Regions from separate parts of the Homo sapiens genome. Here region 1 is linked to region 2. A link is a contact called in ENCODE Hi-C data. All regions are on one chromosome and are shown on one strand. Each heading gives the region's core, a stretch centred on a gene start or an enhancer-like site at or near the end of the contact. The rest is flanking DNA. Distances are from core to core; before and after follow the strand shown. Region 1 overlaps LINC02660 (long intergenic non-protein coding RNA 2660). Region 2 overlaps LINC02669 (long intergenic non-protein coding RNA 2669).

Region 1 (3,370 bases), core at 145-2,644, 460 kb after region 2:
GTCCCCAATTGAGGGCACCTGCTCCCTGTAGATAATGGCATTTCAGATCTACAATGTGGCATTTCCAGACAACTCACTCATTTACGCTGATTGGTGCAAATTTTATTTTAGCCTCCAAACATTTTTCTTCCCCAGTCTGTTAAAAGAAAACAAAACCAAAACACCTCTCTCTCTCTCTCTCTCTCTATTTATAGATAGAAACGCTTACCCATATCATAGCATCAGTATTTTGCTGAAGCCCTGGAGTGTCAGGCACCGTGTTAGGAACTGAATACAAAAATAAGATGTAAACCAGTCCCTCAAGGAATCTATGGGACTGGTAAGATTAGCTAACCGTGCACCTGGAGGGAATATACTTAGAAATAACTGCAAATTCTGCAGAAATGCTGAGGGGTTCCCAAACTCGTTTCTGTGAGGCCTGTTAATTGCTGAGTTGTTTTGTCTCTGGTCTGTGGAACCCCGATAGTGTGCCCTAGGTCTTTAATTTCTTCATCTCTAAAGAATAGTGTCAATGGAGTCATTGCATGTGTTTATTCATACTTCTCAATGTGGAAGAGAACTCTCTAGGGTGTAAAACCCTATCCAGGAAGCACATGACAAGTTGGAATCCTCAATGACATGGCATTGCTATAGTTGCTATCGGAACAATCTTTTCTTTTTTTTCTTTTTTTGAAACAGGGTCTTGCTCTGTCATCCAGGCTGGCGCGATCTCGGCTCACTTTGACCTCTGCCTCCTGGGTTCAAGCGATTCTCCTGTCACAGCCTCCTGAGCAGCTGGGATTACAGGCAGGCACCACCATGCTGAGCTAATTTTTGTATTTTTAGTAGAGACCAGGTTTCGCCATGTTGCCCAGGCTACTCTCGAACTCCTGGCCTCATGTGATCCGCCCACCTCAGCCTCCCAAAGTGCTGGGATTACAGGCGTGAGCCACTGCAACCAGCTGGAACAATCTTGATATTAGGGTGAACAAGTGATTTCATAGCTTTCTCTGAAGGAGGAAACACTGGGAGCATCCACCCGAGAATCAACACTGTGGATCATTCTGGGGAGTTAATAGTTTTGAGATGTGTCCCAAGATAATTGTTAGCTTGAATTACCACGTGGATGGAACCATGCTGATCCTAAGAGCCAGGTAATGGCCAAAGGTGCCATTCAGGTGAAATCCCCAGGTGGAAAATTCTTCCACTTCCAATGATAGAATTCTATTACTCTGCCTATAGTTTGGTGAAACAAGACTTTACAAATAGAGGACAAGATCCATTTTGCCAAGAACAACCATATGGATTTAACTGCTGCTAACAACCGTTAGGAAGGAACATCAATAAAAAGCAAGCCTGTGAGACAACTCCTTCCCCAAGGGGCGCTTGTTACAGAGCGCGGGCCCCAGCAGGCCTGGTCCATCCTCCACATTCTTTCCTCTCTGACTTATTTTTACTTTCTGTTTGAATTGGCTTGGTTTTATTTTGCCCTAAACTGTGTCTGTAGTCATCCCCCGACAGAGTTTTGAGAGTGAAAGTCCGATCTGCCCACGCTTCACAGAACTCAATGCGGAGCCTTCTCAGGAGTCACTTGACGTCAAGGCTGACTTTTAAATTTGCCAAAAAGGCATTCTTTGGGGAGCGGTCGGCACCATCACTTTCCCTCTTTAGAGAGCTGCTACTGGCTGCTGGAATTCAAAACCCACAAATTGCATTTCTAAACTTAATTCGATACATAGATGAGCGGAAAGATCAGACATTGATGCTATTGTTTTCAACCAAGATGTTTTACTATATCATTTATATTTTGTTTTTTTCTTCCCCCAGTTTTTAAACTTTTTGTTTGTTTGTTTTACAGGCCAAGCCTACTGCTGTTAGAAAACATATTTAGAAATCACTTGGTTCTTCCTTGCCTGAACATCATCTATTTAGTTAGCTTGTGTTGTTTAGATGTGCTTCAGATCTCAAAAAAATAAATTATGTTATTTGAAAGCTTGCTCTCTGCTTGTTTACACTATTAATTTAGAGTCCAGAGGAATCTCTAAATTTGCCTCTAGAAACCACATAATCACCTAATAATACCTTTCCTGACTCCACTTTCTGACACAAAGTGACTTTTGAAACGCTTCCATCTTCCCTTTCTATTTAATGTACTGCACTCCACTCTTTTTTCCTTTCGTTTTTTCTACAGTCCGTCATGGAGTATTTGTTTACCAAATGTTACTTTTCTTGGATCCAATCTATTTTTGAAGAGCGCAAAAGCAAACAACTGTTTGAAGCTGTCAAGCTTCATTTTATTTATGCATGAATAACACAAATAACTTGAAAATGACCTAGTCTGTTTTTCTCAGATTTAGATAGAAAAACTGCTTCCGGCCAATGTTTATGCCAATTTGTTCATGCCAAGTTTCCAGTTTCGGTGCCAACCGGTTTTTACAGCCAAGTTGTAAACCTTCGGTAAACATGGCTTATAATGAAAAGTGCAACACAGCCTGAACCCTGGCACCAGGGGACGGATGTAAATTTATTCTAAGAACAAAATTCTAACAGGAACAGGAGGGGAGCTAGGCTGGCTACAAAGTGTTCCCACCGTAATATGGAAAATGTACAGATGATGATATATTTGATTACTAAGATCCCATTAGGCCAATTTAGGCACTTTATGTATTTCCTTTGCTCTGGACGCTGAGTGGTTTCATGCTCAATTTGAAGCAACTGGCTCATTGTCTCAGGGTGGTTCTAGAACTTTGCCTTCAGGTGGGGCTGGGGAGGGAGCCCTGGCATTTCAAGACAGGAGGGGGTGATATGGTTGGGCTCTGTGTCCCCACCCAAATCTCATGTTGAAAGGTAATCCCCAATGCTGGAGGTGGGCCTGGTGGGAGGTGACAGGGCCATGGAGGTGGCTCCTTATGGTCTCACACCATCCTCCTGGGTGCTGTCATCCCTATCGTGAGTTCTTGTGGGGTTGGCTTCTCATGGTCTGACACCATCCTCCTGGGTGCTGTCGTCCCTATGTGAGTTCTTGTGGGGGTGGCTTCTCATGGTTTAACACCATCCTCCTGGGTGCTGTCATCCCCGTCGTGAGTTCTTGTGAGATCTGGTTGTTTAAAAATGTGTGGCACCTCCCGCGTTGCTCTCTCTTCCTCCTGCTCCAACCATGTAAGATGTGCCAGCCTCTCCTTTGCCTTCTGCCATGATTGTAAGTTTCCTGAGGCCTCCCCAGAAGCAGAAGCCACTGTGCTTCTTGTACAGCCTGTGGAACCGTGAGCCAATCAAACCTTTTTCTTTATAAATTACCCAGTCCCAGGTATTTTTTTATAGCAATATGAGAATGGACTCATACAATGGGTATGTTCATCTGCATTCATAAAGGTACAGAAAAAGGAATCAA
Region 2 (3,183 bases), core at 229-2,728:
TTGATGAACATAGCCTGGGATGCTGTGGGCGCGAAGGCAGAAGGAAGCAGCTCCCGCCAGCAGGAGGGCCCTGCTCCACTCTTAAGCCTCCGAACCACAGCACTTTTAAGGAATCCACTCAGCTGTGTAAATTGAAGGATTCCAGAAAGCATCCTCCAGGGTGACGCTGACCTAAAATTCTACCACTTATCTTAGGCTAAGCATTACATTTTGTATTCAACCCTCTTTTCAAACGCCAAAACCTTTACTTTTTTCACCTTGGCATAAAATAATTTAACAGGTACCTCGCAGATGGGGGAGTAGTTGGGATGAGATACCCAGGATTTCAAGAGAGTAATTACCCAACTCTTCAATGAATACTTATTACACATCCGGTAAGCGTTCAGCTTGTACAGGGATCTGAAGATACGAGGAAATGAGCAACGCGGTTCTTTCCCTCAAAAGTTAATGGGTAAAGAGATACATGGGAGAAATGACAAAGTGTACTTGGGCTGAATTGGGCACTTCACTTCTCTGTGCTGTGGTTTCTGTACTCTGAGGACTTAGTGTAGAGAAATGCATAAAGACATTGATTCATTCCAGGTACTGGCACGTTACAAATCCTCGGGAAGTGTAAGCTGTTGTTCTTATCAACCATAGTAGTAGCAAGATCTTAAAAGATCAGTGAGCCGGGAAGCTCTCACAGCAAAAAGGGTGGGTGAGTGGGCATTGAGGAATGAGTAGGAGTTTGCCAGGCAAACAGGAGATGGGAGAGAAGAAGAGGATTCAGGCATAGAAAACAGCAATAGCAGAAGCAGAGACATGGGTAGAATAGGGCAGATGGGAGCCGCAGAGAGAGTGAGCCCAGTTTCACAGTAGGATTTACCCCACATGGACCCTCTGGTGACCACAGGGCCCCAGGACAGGCACTGCAGGACGGCTGGTGAGCAGCTCCATTTGTGGGGTTTTGGAAGCATCGCACATAAACCTACAGAGCCTTCTTTTCTTTCTCCTTTTCTTTTTTCCCCACCAGGGGCACATTTCTCTGTTTATATTTTCTCTCATTCTAAAACCATGTTGACAGATATGATTATTTACGAGTTCGTTAATAAACATTTACGGCAATTGATATGGAAAACAAAGTATGTGATCCATGATGAATCAGAAAAAACATCCTCACAATATATGTAACAGAGTGATATATAAATATAATGGACATCTTTACTTTTATAAATGAATGTGAAAATATTACAAAGTAACAATTATACATATATATTTCACAGGAAGAGAGTGCAAATGCCCAATACCTACAGGAAAATAAGGTAACTCATTGTAATTTATTTTCTCTCCTCTTCTGATGTTTCTCCTCACCTCTTTTTTTCTTGTGAGAGCTAGAGGATAATTCAGAATAAAGTCCCTGCTCTTCTGTGCTATGCTAGACTACAAGTATTTCAAAGGTTGAGGCTATGATTTCTCACAGTAACACCCACTGCATCTAGGGCAATGTCTCAAGTGGCGTAAACACTGAAACCTTTCACTTGTGTAACACATTTTTGTTGCTCACTTATATGAGTCAGCTGCTGTTCTAGTTCTTTGAGATACGTTGTTAAACAAAGGAGTCAAAAATGCCTGTCTTCCCATAGCATAGATTTCATCAGGTAGAATGAGGAAATGGTGGAAATGGACACAGAAGATATACGAGTAAGCCACACAGAATAGAGCAGGAGAGAAATTCTATTTATGTCCAACAGCAACTATTTTGTAAAATAATATTTCAAAGGCTTGGTGTAGCAGGGAGGTAAGAAGTTTAATCAGAAATGCTGTGACCGGATCTGAAGGTTAAAGCCAACATGTATTGATGATGTGAATTTGCTCACCTTAAAAGACATTTCTTAAAATAAAATGATTCTAAAATTCTAAATTTGGAGGAGGCTGGGAGGGTTCAATGAGCATCATAATTTATACTTCTGGGAAAGAGGATGTAGAAGTGAGAGAAGATACAGACCCAGAGAGGAGGGTTTCACTCCCAGTCTCAGAGGCAGCCTTGCAGCCTCATGTTTCTCATGCATTTGGAGGCATGGCCTTTATAAATCCCACTCATCCAGGGTGACTTCCGCCCCCATGAAAGTGGGAAAACATGGACAAACTACTGTTCTATCAGAAGCCCTCACAAAACACCCAACACTTTTTTTTTTACTCAAAGACATGTTAAATGTTTAATTAATTAATTCACTAATGAAGCCCGTAAGCTGTGCCAGGCATTGCTGGAACTGATGGGGGTTCATCCTTGAGTAACATGACAGCAACCAGTCTCCCTGGAGCTGATATTCCAAAAGGAACTTTTCCTAAGTCAAGGTTACATCTGAGCAAACTCAACATCTGATGATTCCTTTCCCAATGGCCCAACCTTCTGCCAGCTGATTATACTGAGAATCAACAGGTTTTGGGTTTTTCCCACTCCATCCCCTGCCTCTCACCCATTCTCCATGACTGATGTCCTGATCTTGTCCTGGGAGGCTGACCCTAAAGGATGGTACTAACCAGCTCCCTGGCTGGCTGCCTTCCTGTGGGGTTGGCCAATGAAAGTCACTGGCTGGAGACAGGAGGACGGAGAAGAGGGAGGATGTGGTATTTTCTCTTTGCTCTTGGAGCATTAGCGCACGGGCAGCCCCTGTGTCCATCCAGGGTGTTAGTGGCCACCGCTGGTCGGCTGCTTCTCCGTAGCTCCATGTCCCACTGAGTGCTGGCAGCTCCATTTCCTTCCTTGCTCTCTCCAGCCTTCCTGCTATTGCTGGGCTCAAGCGGCCCCAGCACCCCTTCAGAGACCCTTAGCTCTGCCCCAAAATCTGTAAATAGTCTTTCCATCAGTGTCTCTCCTCTGAAAGGTAAGAGTGCAATTCTGCTGCCTGCTAGGCCTCCGCCTGATAATCCAGCTTTGCACCAAGAAAGGGAATCTTGGTGAGAAGCAAGGAGATGAATGCATGCTCTAAGCATTAAAATCTCAGGCAAGGCCATGCTGATGTACAGCTCTTGTGGACAAGTGAACACAGAAACGAGAGTGTGTATGCGGAATCCATCACAGAGCATCCACAGCCTGTGGTGACAAGTTCCCCCGCAGGAGAGCAAGCTGGGGATCACAGGAGTGTGTGTGTGTGGAAGGCACTGTGTCTTTTTCGCACATCCAAGAAGGCTCTTCTGAGAAAT

The links. A loop is a pair of places that touch in the nucleus more often than their neighbours do. Pooled maps may share reads with other maps.
Region 1: a loop to region 2 is called in a map with no recorded cell type, with 5 times the contacts of the local background. The contact joins two enhancer-like sites. A Hi-C loop is called at or near these places in 1 of 168 maps with a recorded cell type or tissue (endothelial cell of umbilical vein), 3 of 37 single-sample maps with no recorded cell type and 8 of 50 pooled maps.

The regions. Positions count from the first base shown.
Region 1 is chr10:3,933,842-3,937,211 of GRCh38, forward strand. It overlaps LINC02660 (long intergenic non-protein coding RNA 2660), which reads left to right. Exons shown (of 3, transcript NR_183984.1): 3 at 1,838-1,971. Among named protein-coding and RNA genes, the nearest start is that of LINC02660, 24 kb to the left of the region's middle. RefSeq lists enhancers at 1,333-1,522, 1,563-1,612, 1,633-1,682. Within about 2 kb of position 1,395, at least 27 of the 41 ENCODE cell types and tissues checked have a DNase peak (open chromatin) inside an H3K27ac peak, as active enhancers do.
Region 2 is chr10:3,476,378-3,479,560 of GRCh38, forward strand. The region is part of intron 3 of LINC02669 (long intergenic non-protein coding RNA 2669); the gene reads right to left. The region is part of intron 1 of LOC105376360 (a long non-coding RNA gene); the gene reads left to right. The region is part of intron 1 of LOC124902538 (a long non-coding RNA gene); the gene reads left to right. Among named protein-coding and RNA genes, the nearest start is that of LINC02669, 25 kb to the right of the region's middle. Within about 2 kb of position 1,479, at least 4 of the 41 ENCODE cell types and tissues checked have a DNase peak (open chromatin) inside an H3K27ac peak, as active enhancers do.